Regions from separate parts of the Mus musculus genome. Here region 1 is linked to region 2. A link is a loop called in an ENCODE intact Hi-C map of the cell type or tissue named here. Cell type or tissue: left cerebral cortex. All regions are shown on one strand. Each heading gives the region's core, and the rest is flanking DNA. Links, peaks and the distances in the headings are about the cores only. Region 1 holds the start of Crls1 (cardiolipin synthase 1). Region 2 overlaps Fermt1 (fermitin family member 1).

The links. Peaks named below come from ENCODE experiments on the same cell type or tissue, not always from the same donor. Only the 100,000 strongest peaks of a DNase experiment are listed, where the experiment ranks them.
Region 1: a loop joins it to region 2, with 8 times the contacts of the local background. A loop is called at or near these places in 25 of 42 quality-filtered maps.

Annotation. Positions count from the first base shown.
Region 1 is chr2:132,842,783-132,851,114 of GRCm38, forward strand. It overlaps Mcm8 (minichromosome maintenance 8 homologous recombination repair factor), which reads left to right. Exons shown (of 19, transcript NM_001291054.1): 18 at 1-10; 19 at 693-1,415. The coding sequence ends at 785. Crls1 (cardiolipin synthase 1) reads left to right here and starts at 3,884. Exons shown (of 7, transcript NM_001024385.1): 1 at 3,884-4,343; 2 at 7,084-7,221. The coding sequence starts at 4,035. In left cerebral cortex, for the core only: a CTCF peak has its summit at 3,808; DNase peaks (open chromatin) are centred at 3,836 and 6,580; H3K4me3 peaks cover 1,891 bases; H3K27ac peaks cover 1,079 bases.
Region 2 is chr2:132,899,242-132,907,573 of GRCm38, forward strand. It overlaps Fermt1 (fermitin family member 1), which reads right to left. Exons shown (of 15, transcript NM_198029.2): 15 at 4,938-7,600. The coding sequence ends at 7,427. Among named protein-coding and RNA genes, the nearest start is that of Lrrn4, 23 kb to the left of the region's middle. In left cerebral cortex, for the core only: CTCF peaks have their summits at 4,522 and 7,741 (motif pointing left); DNase peaks (open chromatin) are centred at 4,509, 6,100, 6,379 and 7,721.

The DNA of each region.
Region 1 (8,332 bases), core at 263-8,262, 56 kb before region 2:
AAACATTCAGGTATGATGACCTAAATACTGAGGTTCTTATTAATAGAACAAAACAACTTGTTTTGTTTTATTTTTTTTCTAGCTGTTTTCTCCGTGTACAATCCTGGCTGTCCTGAAACTTTAGACCAGGCTGGCCATGAACTCAGAGATCTGTCTCTGTCTCTGCTTGCCTCTGTCTGTCTCTGCCTGCCTGCTGGCCTCTCTGCCTCTGACTCCTAAGTGCTAAGACTAAAGGCAAGCATATCCATGCCTGGGAACAAAATCACTCTTTAGCTTTAAGATTCTTTGTTACCTCTTCTCAAAGGTTTTGGCATTTCCAATGAGGGACTTTTTTTTAGGAACACTTGGGCTCTGTCTGGAGCGCCCTGTGGCTACTCATTGTGATGGCTCTGGTTTCTCTTTGGATGAGTCCCTGCTGCTCCTACTTTGGAGTTCTAGAGAAAACCAGTGTAATTGCACTTTAAATGTGGCAAGTAGTTCAGATGTAAGATCATGCAATTTCAAAAGCTAGTCTAAGCTGGGCTTTTAATTAAGACAAAGTATTCTTTATTTAGTGGAGTACTATATGAAGCATAGACTGTTTTTGTTTGTTTGCCTAGGAAGCTCGCTGGGTATATGTCTGTGTAGAGATGGATGTGAAAGTCATATTTGGCTGATTACTGAATGTGCTGACTCTTAATGTTTGCTTTTAGGTTGCCGATTTTGAAAACTTCATTGGATCACTGAATGACCAAGGTTATCTCTTGAAGAAAGGCCCAAAGATTTACCAACTTCAAACTATGTGAAAGACTTTACCACATCAGGGCTTCCTGTGGTTCAAAATAGTTCAGAATCATCGTAATTACAAAACTGAAAATAAAAGTTCTGAAAAATGACACAACTCCTATAACAGAATAAAGGCCTATCCATAATTTATCCAGAAGAGTAAGAAGAGTAAATTGTTTCCATTATTTTATCTAAATAGCATAAGCATATGCTTTTAACTCATCATATTTTTAGTAGTGCTTTTTAGTTTTGTATATCAGATGTCTAGCAGGCATTCAGCTAATGCAAAAACAGATTAGTATGTGTTCAGGTGAACTTTTACTTAAAACATTAAACTTTGGCTCTCCTAAATTGTTCAGGTCACAAAAACTCTTCATTCATTTTTAACTTTATGATTATGGGCAGTGGGTCTGACTTGGCTTCTCATTTGAAAGTAGTGGAAATTTATTGACTTAATTAGAAGTCTTTTCTGGGGCTAGAGAGATGACTCAGTGGTTAAGAGCACTGACTGCTCTTCCATAGGTCCTGAGTTCAAGTCCCAGCAACCACATGGTGACTCACAACCATCTGTAATGGGATCCAATGCCCTCTTCTCGTGTCTCTGAAGAGAGTAACAGTGCACTCACATAAATAAATCTTAAAAAAAAAAAGAAGAAGAAGAAGTCTTTTCTGAGGAGTATTATTTATAGAATTGCATGACTGCTGATGATTTAAAAAAAAAAAAAAACTGAAAAAAAAAAAGCTTCCAGTAGTTTGTAAAATAAAACTAGCCTCTTGCCATGGTGCTTAAGGTGTTCTGCCTCTGTGCCTCATGGATGCCATCCCTGTACTTGGAAGAGTGTCTGCAGAAGGTAAAGGGATGGCTTGCCTGCTGCATCAGAGCAGCAGCAAGAAGCACTGTTCATCAGGCCTCAGAAGAGAAAGCACATACAGAGACATGGACCTGAAACCCCCATGCTGAGGGGTTTCCTGTGGTCTGCTTCAAGGAGGCAGGACCAATGAAATCAGAATTCATCATGTTTTTGTGAGTCTTCAAATGGAACTGGACCTCTAGCCAAAGCATTCTTTGTATATATAGCCAATAAGCACGTTAGCATTTAACAGACACTGATTAGAAATTAGTTACTTATGGGCAGTGGTGGCGCACTTGGGAGGCAGAGGCAGGTGGATTTCTGAGTTCGAGGCCAGCCTGGTCTACAGAGTGAGTTCCAGGACAGCCAGGGCTACACAGAGAAACCTTGTCTTGGAAAACCAAAAACCAAAAACCAAAACCAAAAAAAAAAAAAAAAAAAAAAAAAAGAAATTAGTTACTTAACTTCCAGGAAACCAGGAGATGAATAACTAAAAAAACCAAAATACCCAAAAACTGAGTTGGGGAGATGGCTCAGTTGGTTAAGTCTGAGTAAGATCCTCATGTAAAAAGCCAAGGATGCTTCATTTGTAACCCTAACGCTGGGTGGAGGGAGGAGAGGCAGTTTCCTGAAGCTCCCTGGCCAGCCTGAACTGATGAAGCCATTCAGCATCAGCCTCTGCCCCCACACCTACACACATACAAAAAGCAGTGTGCGCTGAGTAACCAAAATAAAGCAAATCCTAGTATTTTACAACGAATATTTAACTGATAGTAAATGCAAAATGAAAATGAAATGAGGGATAATATGCCATAGAATACCATAGAAATATTAAACCCTGACTTGAAGGAACCAAGTGGTAGCTGATATAAATATGATCAAAGTCAGCTGGTTAGATTAGCTGCAAGCAGCTCCATCAGTTGACCCATCCATCCCAAAATGGGCCGATCAGACCACTGTATACAAGGGGATGACTAAGGCTAAGACTATATACAAGGGGATGTAACTCTAATTATGAACAGAAACTGACTTTGTTTTTGTTTTCGAGACAGATTTTCTCTGTGTAGCCCTTGCTGACCTGGAATTTACAGATATCTATCAGCCTCTGCCTCCCAAGTGCTGGGATTAAAGGCATGCACCACGGCCACCTGGATTTATCTTTTTACTTCTTTTTCTCTTTGTTTCATACCACTGCTTAGATTTTTCTTCTCTTTTCCTCTTCTTTCCTTTTCTTCATTTTTCTTTCTTCCTTTTTTAATTAAAAAGAAAAGTCTAGGCCTCTCGCAAAAACCAAAACAAAATAAAGATGATCTTGATAAAAAGCTCCTTAAGACTACAATCCTTAGCCGGGCGTGGTGGTGCACGCCTTTAATCCCAGCATTCGGGAGGCAGAGGCAGGCGGATTTCTGAGTTCGAGGCCAGCCTGGTCTACAGAGTGAGTTCCAGGACAGCCAGAGCTACACAAAGAAACCCTGTCTTGGAAAAAAAAAAAAAAAAGACTACAATCGTCAAATGTGATGTGGGCTTTACGAACAACTTCCAGGTGAGTGTGTGCCATCACAGACTGGGCTGAAGAACAGTGGAAAGACTGCAAGACATCACCACGTGGTGACCTTTCACTGGTTTGGTTCTTGCCCGACCTGGATTCAAGGCCCTGGGTTCAAGCTCAAATCTATAACAAAATGGTAGGTTAGGTAAGGTTATAACAGTGAACTGATTTGTTTCTAATTCAGACTTAGAATAAGCAGGTTTCTCCTGTCCACGGGCTTCTGTACCTGTAAAAGTAAAGGCAAATACAGAAGGCATGTTAGAGTTGTTGAGAGGATAAATAATGACACTATAACGCATACAGTAAGCACTTCCCAAGTAAACAATTAGTGATTGCTATTATTGACATTTCCCTTTGCTCTATTCATATGCATTTAGTGCTAAGGAAGCAGAGTAGGTACTTAACTACTTTGATGCCAACACTAATGCTTTACATCTCCAGTGATAATACAGAGCCATGCACACCAGCGGGCCACTTGGCATCAGGCAGGCCTGATATAAGTGGCTTCCTGTGGCCACGTGGCACTCGCTCTTGGTCTTCCCTACCTGTCATTCTTCTTAGCCTGCAGGCACTAGCGGCTCTACTCACTAGTCAGGTCTTCCTAACCTGCGGGCCTTAGCTGTTCGTGCTCGCCGCTGCCGCGCGGGGGCGCCGGTGAGCAGAGCGGCTGGGTGTCGTGAAAACGTCGTGAAAGCTGACTCCCTTGGCGGTTCAGGCCACCTGTATAAGCGGAAAGTGCCAGAGTGTAGAAATTAGTATGGAGCTGTCCATACGGCCTCGGCACCGCTCGACTTCTCTAGAGAAGCTGGCAGCCGGTGCCAGGGGCGTCTGAGTTCTCGACTCTTGGACTCCGTGGAGGCCACACGGCCATGTTGGCTTGGCGCGTGGCGCGCGGCGCGTGGGGCCCTCTTCGCGTGGCCCTCCGGCCTCCGGGGGCGCGGCTCGGCAGGGGCGGCTCCCGCAGGGCCCTGCTGCCGCCCGCGGCCTGCTGCCTCGGCTGCCTGGCTGAGCGCTGGCGGCTGCGGCCGGCCGCGTTCGCCTTGCGGCTGCCCGGCGCCGGCCCGCGGACCCACTGCTCGGGCGCGGGGAAGGCAGCCCCGGAGCCCGCCGCCGGAGGAGGAGGTGCCGCCGCGCAGGCCCCCAGCGCCCGATGGGTCCCGGCGAGCGCCGCCAGCTCGGTACGTGCGAGGGAGGGTCGGCGGGACGCAGGTGACGGGCTCGGCGCTCTGTCGCGACACTCACCCGGTGTTCTGGGAAGTTACGGGCAGCCAGGGCGTTCGATCTTGGTGAACTTCAGGGGTCCCCCGCCGGGTACAGTCTCTGGCCAAGTTGAAACCCACTGTAATCCCCTTGTGTGCACACCCGTTGCTGGGAGGTGTGTCTACACGTTGCATAGGTAAAAACAACCATCGCTCGTCTAGTTAATCTGTTTTTAATTTTTTGAAGTGAATCTTCAGGGTTAAGTTCGGCGGAACCATAAGAACGGCCCTTCTGTCCGTTTGTGCAGATTACATCATCCTTTGGTCTTTAGCAGTATCACGGAGGATAATTATCTGGCTTAGGTTGTAATGAAAAGATCTTTCAACTTTGTATTATAGAAAGCTTCAGACTATTCTTGACGTAACAGAAGGATTTGTTCACCTTGCCTGGTAAGATAACTTCCCAAGCAGGTGACACCAGAGCATGAGTGTGGCCCAGCTTTTGATGTCATGTTAGCAAGTCCATGCAATTATTACATCTTCAATTGTTAGGTCTTCAGCGGCCACTGTACTGCCCTGCTCTCCTCAGTTACACAGCATGGGCTGAGGTGGCCACACCCCGGCAGGGGTCACAGCTTCAGGCCTAGCTTTAAAACTCTTGGAGATTGAACGCCGCCGGATGCTTTGAAGTTGCCCTCAACCTGGCTGAAGCCCTTCCCAGCACAGTTGGCCGAGTATGCCACAGGTTATCTGGTTGGGTAATTTGAGATTAAGCTTTGTCGACTTTCACAAATGTCCAAATGTAATAACTAGATATTAATGAGCTTTTTGTAGGGTTTTGTTTTTCGAGACAGCTCTTCTCTGTGTAACAGCCCTGGCTGTCCTGGAACTTGATCCGCTGGCCTCGAACTCATGAGATTCACCTGCCGCAGCCTCCCGAGTGCTGAGGTCAAAGGCCTGCACCACCACCATGCCAGCCGGTGAACATTTTTTTGTGGGGCACAGGCTCACTTACTGGCCTGGTAGCCAGCTGTAGTTGTGTTGTGTCTTTACCAAGGGAAGTGAGGAGGCTGGGTGCAGCTTTCTATTTAGTCATGCTCTTTCAGTGTGTTAGACTAACTTTGGAGCTCTTCATTCTCAGCTTTTGCTTGCTTGTTTTAGTTTTGAGATAGGGTTTCTGTGTGTAGTTCTGGCTGTCCTGGAACTTAATCTGTAGACCAGGCTGTCCTCTGAGATCCACCTGCCTCTGCCTCTGCCTCTTGAGTGCCCAAGTTAAAGGCGTGTGCCGCCATAGTCTGATGGCTTTTGCTTTCTAGCACAGCCCTGAGCTAGCTACCTTTCTCTCTTCCCAGCTTTTGTGAGTTGCTGTAATATTGGGTCAGTATTTGACTTTGTTCCACAGTGTGGTCAATAGCCTTACTCTTTTCATTACACATACAAAGGTCAGGGCAAATCTCGAGCTGTCTCAGCAGCTTGATACTTTTTCTAAATTTCAGGAACATTTCTAATCTTTGAACCTGGGTGAAATGAGCTTGTTTTCATACAACTATATAGCGTAGTCCTACTTGAATAGAAGATTCCAGCTTAGAGGGTTGTATTGCTTCTGATTTGGCCATTGTCCCTATAGAATTTGAAGTTCTATAATTTTCAGTGACAGTATTCTCCACCTGCCTCCAACAACCACCATATTATTCCTCTACACCGACACGCTTTCTGTCGGGTTCTTAGTATCAATGCCTTTTCTTATGAGGTAGGTGGGTCATGAGCTGTTTAAAGATGATCTTGAGAAGTGAGCGCTGCCACTTTTCCCTTTTGGTTCATGCAAACATACTTGCTACTGATACACATCATGATCTCGGCTTCCCTGGATTGTCTTTTCACTCTCCACGTGTGTTCTGGGAACTGAGGTTGTCAGCGTGGCCCTAAGAACCCATACCCAGTGAGCTCACCAGCCTGCTTTTTTTTTTTTTCCTAAAAAGGTTAAGGTTTAGCAAGTTGGTTACTGACTTACTGATTAAAAGGGATGCTAAAATGCTTCTTCGAAGATAGCATTCAAGGGGGTGGAATCTTGACTAATGGAGAAAACAGTTCAGGCTCCAGGGAAAGATATTTTCTTGTTGTTTGTGTACCATGTGGCACAGGGTGTTGCAGCTTTGCTAGCTTAGAAGTTGGCATGCGCTCATGAGTTTTCTCTTTGGCAATGTCTTTCAGTGCCGTTGCCGGGAGCCCTTCTGGTAGTGCCCGTGTCTAACAGCTTTGCTCCATAGGAAGTTTCAAGGAACCAGAAATCCCAGACTGCCTCAGGCTTTTACTTGAGGGAGAAGAAGGAGTCTGAACATCTCCATTGCTGCTTTTGACAGATTTATAGAACTCTCCGTTTCCATCTATCTCTGTCTTGGATTTAGCAGCTTTTGACGAGAGTACCTGGATTTGATAATTTGCTTTTTGTTTTGTTTTGGTTTTCTGACAAAATTCTAGTCTGTTTGGCTACTTAGAAGATCTTTCAAATCTTTTGCTTTAATGAAGTCATTAGAAGCTAGATTATATGGTAAATAAGGCATGCTCATCTTTTACATTTAAAATTTCTCTATGAATATATTTATATATACGTGCTTACAAGAATTAAAGTTTATCTTCTTACCCGTCAGTTAATAAGGTATATATTTAAAAGTATGAATTTATAGCATTTTATTCAAATCGTGCTGTCTTTGTCTTTCAGTATGAAAATCCATGGACAATCCCAAATTTGTTGTCAATGACAAGAATTGGCCTGGCCCCCGTGTTGGGCTACCTGATTCTTGAAGAAGACTTTAATGTTGCACTAGGTGTTTTTGCTTTAGCCGGGCTAACGGATTTGGTAAGTTTTGAATATATTTGCTTTTTTCTCCCTTTCAAATCCCACGCTGTCTGTAACTCCCGTTGTAGCCTCGCCTTAGCATTTTCTGGAAGGATGTTCTCAGCATGAGTGTGATCTGGTACTTTGTGTAAGGACTTGCCTTTAGCATCCACATGGGACTGCTTGATAAGGTTTAAGGGAGCGTGTTAAGGTCTTAGAGAACTCCAGGAGAAGATAATCTTTAGCCTTGGTGTTTAACTTTTCCAAAGGAGAAACCTTAGAAATGCCGCAGCCTGAGTGCTTGCTGTGAAGTAAGTAAAGAGCGAGCAGAGCTGGAACGCTGTGTGGGCTGCGGAAGAAGTAGCCTGGTGTGCACGTTTGTTCCTGTCCCAGGGAGCCAGGGTGTGTCCCGGGCTGCTCAGCTGTGAGCACTGTGCAGAGAAGGCCTTGGTGTGAGGTGAGACTGGACATGCTTTCTTCTCCTTCCTAAGCATGTGCGCAAGGAGGGGCTCTGAGGTCACTCAGCCAGTCAGAGTGTGATATAAAGCTGGGAGAGTAATTTTACAATAGAAGGCTTTGTTCCGTTTTCTGACTGACCACTACCATCATATACGGCTGTATTATCATTTACCTTTTCACAAACGATTTGAAATGATTTATAAAATTCCAAGCCTACAAACAAACACCATTGGGAGAGGTGGAGGACAGAGGAAACACTAGAGCTCAGAACAGTGTGAGCATGTGGAGATGGAAACAGTATCTTCTCTTTCAGGGAGTGCGTGGGAGGCACAGTTTCTTTGTCTTCAATCCTATTTGGGTTTTTTTTTTTTTTTTTTTTTCTTTTTAACAGTTTGCTCTGTATTTATTTAATGATACTAGAAAATTCGTTTTCTTTTTCTTTTTTTTTGGGGGGGGGGCTTTTGAGACAGGGTTTCTCTGTATAGCCCTGGCTGTCCTGGAACTCACTCTGTAGACCAGGCTGGCCTCGAACTCAGAAATCCACCTGCCTCTGCTTCCCAAGTGCTGGGATTAAAGGCGTGCGCCACCACGCCCCGCTGAAAATTCGTTTTCTAAAGTAAAACGTTTGCTTTTCCTGTTGTGGTTCACAGAGACAGCACTTGCCTAGTAGCAG
Region 2 (8,332 bases), core at 76-8,075:
TGTGACACACCTGGAGCCATAGCTGCCTTGTTGGACCAAGGGATGACTTTGGGAGTACAAGCCGTACGCTGTACGTGGTGAGGCAACAAGATGAAAGTATGTGGATTGCTGGCTTGTGTACTGATCTGTAGTCTAGCATTGCCTATATGAGGAGGTTTAGGTGGAAGAAGAGACAATTTCCCCAAGTAGCGACTCAATAGAGAAAAATTTTCCAGTAGCAAAAAAATATATGTATGCTTTAAAAGAAATTGACTTAGTCTAGACACGGGTCACATGTCAGTTACCCAGACAGTCAGGAGGTTAAGGCAGAAAAACCTTGAGTTTAAGACCAGCTGGGGTTGAAGAGCAGGAGAAAAAAAAAAAAAAAAAAAAAGATCAGGGAGGCTGAGATGGGGATGCGGCTCAGTGATGAGTTTGCCTCCACACGCAAAGCCCAGTGCAACAAGGGGCAAAAGTTGATTTGGTTGAATTACAATACCTGAGTTGTACCACAGGTTGAAAATGATTAGTGGTAGGTCTATTAGGCTCCCATATATATTGTGCCATGTGGCACTTTGAAAAAACATTTATTTACTTCTAATTTTTAATTATGCATTTGTAGGTGTCTCTGTATGTGGGTATGCACATGTGAGCTCAGATGCAAGGCACTGGGTTACCCTGGGGCTGGAGTCACACGCACCGGTGAGTTATCCAACGTAGGTGCTGGGAACAGAACTTGGGTCCTCTACAAGAGCAATATGCAATCTTCACCACTGAGCCAGCTGTGTCATGTGGGAGTATTGAAATCGGAATACCTGCCCTCACAGCTGCCTGACACCTTCAGATGCCACAGAGCAGAGACAGGAATCGAGTCTAATGCTGCATTTTATTCAGAGAGCTGAGAAGATAGTGGATTAGCATCTAGAAATCTGCATCATCATTGCAGATTGCCTGTAGGGACTAGGTGAGGACAAAGGCGTCCGCTCACCTCGGAGCTCAGGCTTGCCCCTCTGGTTAGGTGGCTGGCTTGGGTTTTGAGAGTTTTGATGTCTAGCTTTCATTACTGTCCTTGCCTTCTTTCCTTCCTCCTGTGGATGTTTTGACTCAGGGACTTCTCAAAATGATGAGTCCAATAAATTTAGTGTCTGCTGGTATCCACTTTGTACTCTTCCAGGGTCATCTGGACTAGGGATGACTGTTAACTCAAAAGACATGTGCCATTAACAGTGCTAAGCTGCTAGGATCATGGACAACGCAATTCTTCTCTATGATGTGCAGTACGAGAGCATCTTTTTAACACACCGAATACAAATGTGTCACCTTCAGTCTCTCTTCTCCTCTACAAATAGGAGGTAGGGTGTGTATGACTTGCAAAATGACCTTATACCACATGCCTGTTTATTTCCTGCCTCGGTGATTTTGTGTTTGTGACACTCTGTTCTACAGGTTACAAGGAAGGAGCTATTTAGCAACTGTTTTCCAAGCCTTTGCTGGTCATTTGCTCTCCTGATGAGAGCAATGGCTTCCAGAGTCAGCTGCAATGGAAGGAAAAGGTCAGGACAACATCTCACTTGGCTTTCCCAAATGAGGCTTGGTCCCCCAGGGAGAGTCATTGCTCTCTGGTGTGATTTGGCATCAACCACTTGTGAGCAGCAGGGAGGTTTGGGCTGAGTGTTTGCTGCAGATCTCTGGTTGGGGTTTGATAGCCTTATCTTCCCTCTTGAGCCCACTGCTGACCCAGACTTGCAAATGAGTGACCCATTGGAAAAGTACAATGACACTTGGCATCTGAAGAGCTGTTTAGTAGAAAATGTGGCATTTGGAATCTAATATAAAGTAATTGGAGAGGGAAATTCCATGATCTTATGAATTTCACTTAAATATCTTCTGTGAAAAATCAACTCGGGTATTACCTGTTGGTGGTTGGGTCTGAGCTAAGTGTTTTCAGGTGACAAAGAACATGACTGTCCAAGTTAGGGTTATGGTTGCTGTGTTGAGGCACCATGACTGAAAGCAACTTGAGGAGGAAAGGGTTTTAATTGGCTTCTGCTTCCACATCATTGTTCATCACTGAAGGAAGTCAGAATGTGAGCACAAACAGGGCAGGAACCTTGAGGCAGGAGCTAATGCAGAGGCCATAGAGGGGTGCTGTTTAATGGCTTTTCCCTCATGGCTTGCCCAGGCCACTTTCTTGTAGAACCTGGGACCACCATATCAGGGATGGCACCACCTACAACAGTAGATCTTATGGAGGCATTTCTCTGTAAGAGAGAGAGAGAGAGAGAGAGAGAGAGACAGAGACAGAGAGACAGAGACAGAGAGACAGAAAGACAGAGGGATACAGAGAGGGGAGAGAGACAGGCAGACGGACAGACAGACACAGAGACAAAGAACAGAGAAAGGAGAGAGGGAGGTGGAGTTTTGGGAAACCAAACTGTTCTCTACACTTCCCTGCCTCACAAAGGATGCTATCATGAATAATAACTACAATCCAGGATTCCTGGCATAGAAGTCTGAATTCACACTGAAAAGTCAAGGGCAGTGCTGAAGAGTGTACTTGAGTTCAGAAGATCAGGACTCAAAGCCTTGCTTCCTTCGTTCATGACCTTGATGAGCTTCGTGACTTCATGCACAATTACACTGTGTGCTGGGGCTGGATTATCTCAGCGGGGTCACCTGATGTCCACATCTCGTTCCTTCCAAGCCTCTGCCCACTACTGTCACAGTAGCTGTGGCATGCATGAGTCTTTACATCCTAGGACTTGACAAATCAGCATCCCCCCCCCCAACCCCCCCCCTCCCCCCCCCCCCCCCCCCCCCCGCCACAGAGTCTGTAAACATTCCCCAGCACTTCATTTCTAACGTTGTGCCATGAAGCTTATAGTCCATGCCTGACTGAGGAGAGAGCTTGAGGGAGGCACGGAGCACAAGTGACAGTCAGCATCATTCCACGCCTCTCTCAAAACCAATCTCTCTCTGCCACAACCTATGAGCTATATTGTTGAAACTGCCCTTTGGGGAAGGTAGCAGCTGGTTTCACCCACTGCCTCCTAACTTTGCATAGCTGTTTCACCTCCTGGGATCTCTCTTGCCCTGGGGCCTCTGTGCTAATGGAGCAGCCTGTCTTTTTAGCATGAAATGTAAATGGCATAGTCAGAGGAGCTGAAGATTACAAGGTTGGATTGACATTTGCACAGGCCTCCTTCCATATGCCTTACAGAGCCTTGCCGACTCTGGAGTAGCTACACTTGGAGTAGCCAGGCCTCAGGTTGAAACCAATGTGGGTTTAACATATGGCACCTGGCCTTCAACAGCAATGAGGAAATTCACATTTGATGTCTGTATCTTTGGGGGAAAGAGACACTGGTTTTACTTTAAAAAACAAAAAGTAGTAGTGGTTCTCAGAGGTTAGCTTGGCTTTCAGTCCTGGTTCTTTGAGGACAGGCAGAAACTTGAGTGACAGCATAGGGACCTAGCCCCTTCTGTTAGTACTCTAGCCATCTCCAGTTCCCAGAATATCTGACAGTTACAATGCCAGGCTGCCAGGAACAGTGTCCTTGCTCTCTCCTAACAGGCCAGTGGACAATCCAGCTAGGTTTCAAACTAGTTGCCCCACTGCCAGCACCTTGCCTTCCCTGTTACAGGCCCTATGGAGGGTCCCCAAGGCCTTTCAGGAGGATGCATTGCTTGAATCATACCACATAGGCTTTGGGGCCTCCCTTCCCGTAAGTCTTCTGCTCCCCCACAAAGGGCTCTGCCTCACCCTTAGAGCCTGCTTTTTCATGTCATGTGATCACAAATGTTGGGAGCATTCCTGGAGTCTATATCTTTTAATCTGGTGGCATTAAAGATTGGGTTCCTTGTGACTCTGGACTCAGGTCTGGTTTAATTATCAGGATCCTATTCTTTACTTAGCAGGACAGTTTTCCTATGCGAAGAAGTCTGAGAATTTACCATGTACACTTAAGTTCACAATTATATGGATGTGCTTTGAAATCGTGCTTCACGCATGCTGGGCACATACTCTCCCAACCGAGATACATCCTTAGATCAATTAAAATGATTTTTAAATTACTTCAGGAAATAATTACTGCATAGCACCTTGGCTTCTAAGTCTGCAGACGAAAGGACTAGCTTTCAGACAGAAAGACGCCTTGTTTCCTCACTGTTTAGATTCAAAACCCAAATTTAAAACAGCAACAAAAACCTTCTAGTGAGGTATTCTTCGGTCTCCCAGACTTCTTTGGTCTACCTCTATCTTACCCATCTAACTCTGGTGCAGCCAGTTTCCCAAGCGGGCATGTTTCCCATGTGGGCATGTTGACTTGGTGGCTGGGAATGGTAAGCCATTGGGTCACACTGAACCTGGGGACACTGAACCTCACTGAGTGGGAGGTGGCTAGTGCCTCAAGGCTGAGCAGGGCTGGAGAAGGTTGACAAACTTGGCTTCGGATCCTTTTCCACAGGGCTTTTCAGTCCTACAAGCTGAGGGTAGTTTTGGCTCTTCAGTAGAATGAGTAGAAGAGCTCTTTTGCCCCCTATGGGCTGATGTGAGAATTGCATGTTGAGAGATTTCTATAAACCATAGGGATCATTATCCTTGAAATAAAGAGGTGCCCTCAGCATTCAGCTATCAAACGCTGGGAACTTGACTCTTCTTTTCTCTCTTGTTATATGGTTATTTGCTTTCTGGTAGTTTCTCAAGATCTAGAAAGGGGCAAGACAGGCCATGGTGAGGATAGGACAGGGTATCTGATACCCACCAATGAGAGAAGAGCTAAAAGCAAAGATTAAGAAAAGGTCTTAGTTGACATCTTAGAACTCAAGGCCAAGCACACTCTAGTTGCCTGGAGAAGGAGCTGGAATCTTGGTGTGCAGAGACACATGGCAGGCCTGAGTGGGCTCTCCCTACATAGCAGAGAGAATGGTCACCTTTAAACAAGACAGCAGGCAGGATAGGCCACAACTGAACTATATTCAAACACATATAAAAATCAAATTTAAACTCATATAAATAATACAGTGCAGATTTCAGCATCTATGGCAGATAGTAAAGTGAATGGGATGTGTGTGACAAACAAATTACAATTTCAGCAAGGACAAGTCACCTGACCATTTGTATCCAAATGTTAACCCCCTCTTCCTAAAAAAAAAGGACCATACTTTTCTTTAGAACAATGGCATTTAGCCTTTTCCTCTTATACCAATTTATTCCTTTGAGATGTAGCTGTGTAACCACGGGAGAAATGCTACCTAAAACTGCATAACGTTGGGAGCCAACTCCTCCAGGAGTTTTACAGAAATCTCAGCCAACCATACAAAGCAAAGGAGGGGCTGACCTGAAGGCCTGGTCTGGCATTCTAGGGAAGCTGAATTCTCATGGGCAACATGTAATCAAGGTGACATGTAATCAAGGAGGTCATTGTGACCAGGATTTGGAAGATCTGTCCAGGCTATAGCATGCAAATATTTTTCATTTGAAAAATTATGGAGCCTTGGCTGGCCTCAGACTCACAGATGTCTGCTTGCATCTGCCTCCTGAGTTCTGGGATTAAAGGCATGCACACTGTGTGTATACTCCACCCAGCCTAGTGTAGTGCACCCAGGAGTATCCTGCACCCTGTCTAGGCCCTAAACAGCAGAGCCCAGGACAGCAGAGGAAAGGACAGCACCATGGTTCCTGCAGCACTTAACATACTTGACTGTGGAAAAACACCCCACATTAAGTTCTTGATGATGGGAACCAGATCTTCCAAATGCTTAAAGTATTGCCAACCAAAACTGAGCCCCAGGAATTCAGTGGGTATCTGGAAAGGCTAAAAGAAACCTCCAGAAGGTTCTTCTGGCTCATGTCTGTGGTCTCAGGCCAGGACAGTCTTCTGAGAATTGCAGAACTCTCCCTTCCCAGGTGACCTTGTTGGGAAACAAAGCAACAGCTGAGGCTTGAAGGTCTCTGGGCTCCATCCAAAACCCTAAAACATGCCAGGTTCAAGGAAAGCTCTTGCTCTATCTGTGCAGTCTGAGTTCGTGTGGAAGGAGAAGGCTGTGTATCGACAATAGAAAACACCTCCCTTTAGCTCTGAGGCTGCAGTCCACTTACTCAAAACCCACTCATTCCCTCCTACTGAAAAACCAGAACATGACATTCAGGCAGCTGCCAAGGGCTTATGCTTATAGCAGGACAGGGATGATACTGCAAAAAACAGCTCCCAAGAGTCTGTTATTGTCTTGTGATTTACAAAGCTGAAGGTGTTTAGGGAAAAATGGCAAGGATCATAGAGGCAGACTCCACATCCAGAATGCAGCTGAGTGGTAAGAACACTTTTTTATAACCCAGACCGGACATGACTTTAAAAATAGAACTTCAACATGGTGGACTCTGAAACAGATTTGCCTGCCTTCTCTTACTTGGCTTGGTTGGCTGGAACGGAGACCTGAATGGACTTGGAATCCTGCCAGGGTTTGTGTGTGTGTGTGTGTGTGTGTGTGTGTGTGTGTGTGTGTGTGTGTGTGTGTGCAGGTACTCACAGAGTTCAGAAGAAGACATCAGATCCCTTAAAGCTAGGTACTTGGAACTCAGCTGAGGTCCTCCGTAAGAGCAGCAAGCCCTCTTAACTGCTGACCTATATCTTTCCAGCTCTGTGGAAGTTGCTTTTGGTTAACAGAGAACCAGGCCTGTTTTCTTGAGACCCAGCCCAGGACCAAATCGACTGAGTCTTGGATCTTGGCTGAGACTGGGCTCCCACTTATCCCTTCAGCACCTGTGTCTTTAAGAAGGGCTTCAGTGTGTCTGTGGGATTCTCTAGGAGTGGAGCTTCTCATGTCAGCCATACTGTGAGGAACAACGGTTAGACCAGATGGTGAGTGGTCACCTTAACAGATGTGACAGTCACAGTAAACCGATGATGCCGAAGACCCCTGTAACCTGCTCCTTCCCACTCATCTCTTTGACCTCCAAAGAAAAAAGGTGTTAAGACTCCCTCTGCCACTTTGGCAAGATGTAAGCTACGCTCAGTTTTGTAAAGGAAGGACCAGAGTGTGTGGAGCGAGATTTGTACTTGCTATGCATCCCTATTACCCCTCTCTGCTCACTGCTGACTTACCGTGAGGCATACAAGCAGGTCAGCTGCCGGCTAGCACTTACATGTGCCTGCAAAGCCATGTTGCTGGGGAGCCATGATGGGCCTTAGAGCATCCATAGGGTACCAGCCCTCTCTCCCCTCCACCCACTTTATAGGAAAAGAAGCAGGAGCCCAGTCTACTGCTGGCAGCCTGAGGCACAGTAAGGAGAGGGATGTGTTCAGTGCGCTCAGATGAGGCAGGACCTGGGCATCTGATGGTAAGCATACATTGTGTTGCTCTGCAGCTACACACAGGGAAAGCCACAGACCCTACCCATTCAGGAAGGAAGTCCTAGTCCATGTAGGCCAAGTGGGCCTGCTTCACTTCAGTCCTGACCGCCAGTCAGTTTGTGGAAGAGGTCCTCATCGAGCGTTTCGTTTTGGTCCTTGGATCGGGTGGACAAGAAGATGTAGCCACCAATGTACTCATGGACAATCTTGCAATCTGCACTTAGGCAGGTGAATGCGATGGAGACGTTTTGGTCAAACTCGATTGCCACCTGGAAAGTAAGCCAAGGATAAACTTAAACTCTGACGAGGAAGGATGAGAAAGCAGCTGGAGATGGTGCCCAAGGCTGAGAACTATCGAGGGCTCCAACACCAAAAATGGCTCTATGGAAAATGTCTTTGCTCTTTGCGCCCTCTTGTGGTATCAGTTCTAATGCGTGCCTAGCAAATCATTGTGCATTTCCATTGTTTTTTCAGAGGTTAAGAATATCCATTTTCGGACTAATATCCAACATATATAAAGAACTCAAGAAGGTGGACTTCAGAAAATCAAATAACCCCATTAAAAAATGGGGCTCAGAACTGAACAAAGAATTCTCACCTGAGGAATACCGAATGGCAGAGAGAAGCACTTGAAAAAATGTTCAACATCCTTAATCATCAGGGAAATGCAAATCAAAACAACCCTGAGATTCCACCTCACACCAGTCAGAATGGCTAAGATCAAAAATTCAGGTGACAGCAGATGCTGGCGAGGATGTGGAGAAAGAGGAACACTCCTCCATTGTTGGTGGGAGTGCAGGCTTGTACAACCACTCTGGAAATCAGTCTGGCGGTTCCTCAGAAAACTGGACATAGTACTACCGGAGGATCCAGCAATACCTCTCCTGGGCATATATCCAGAAGATGCCCCAACAGGTAAGAAGGACACATGCTCCACTATGTTCATAGCAGCCTTATTTATAATAGCCAGAAGCTGGAAAGGACCCAGATGCCCCTCAACA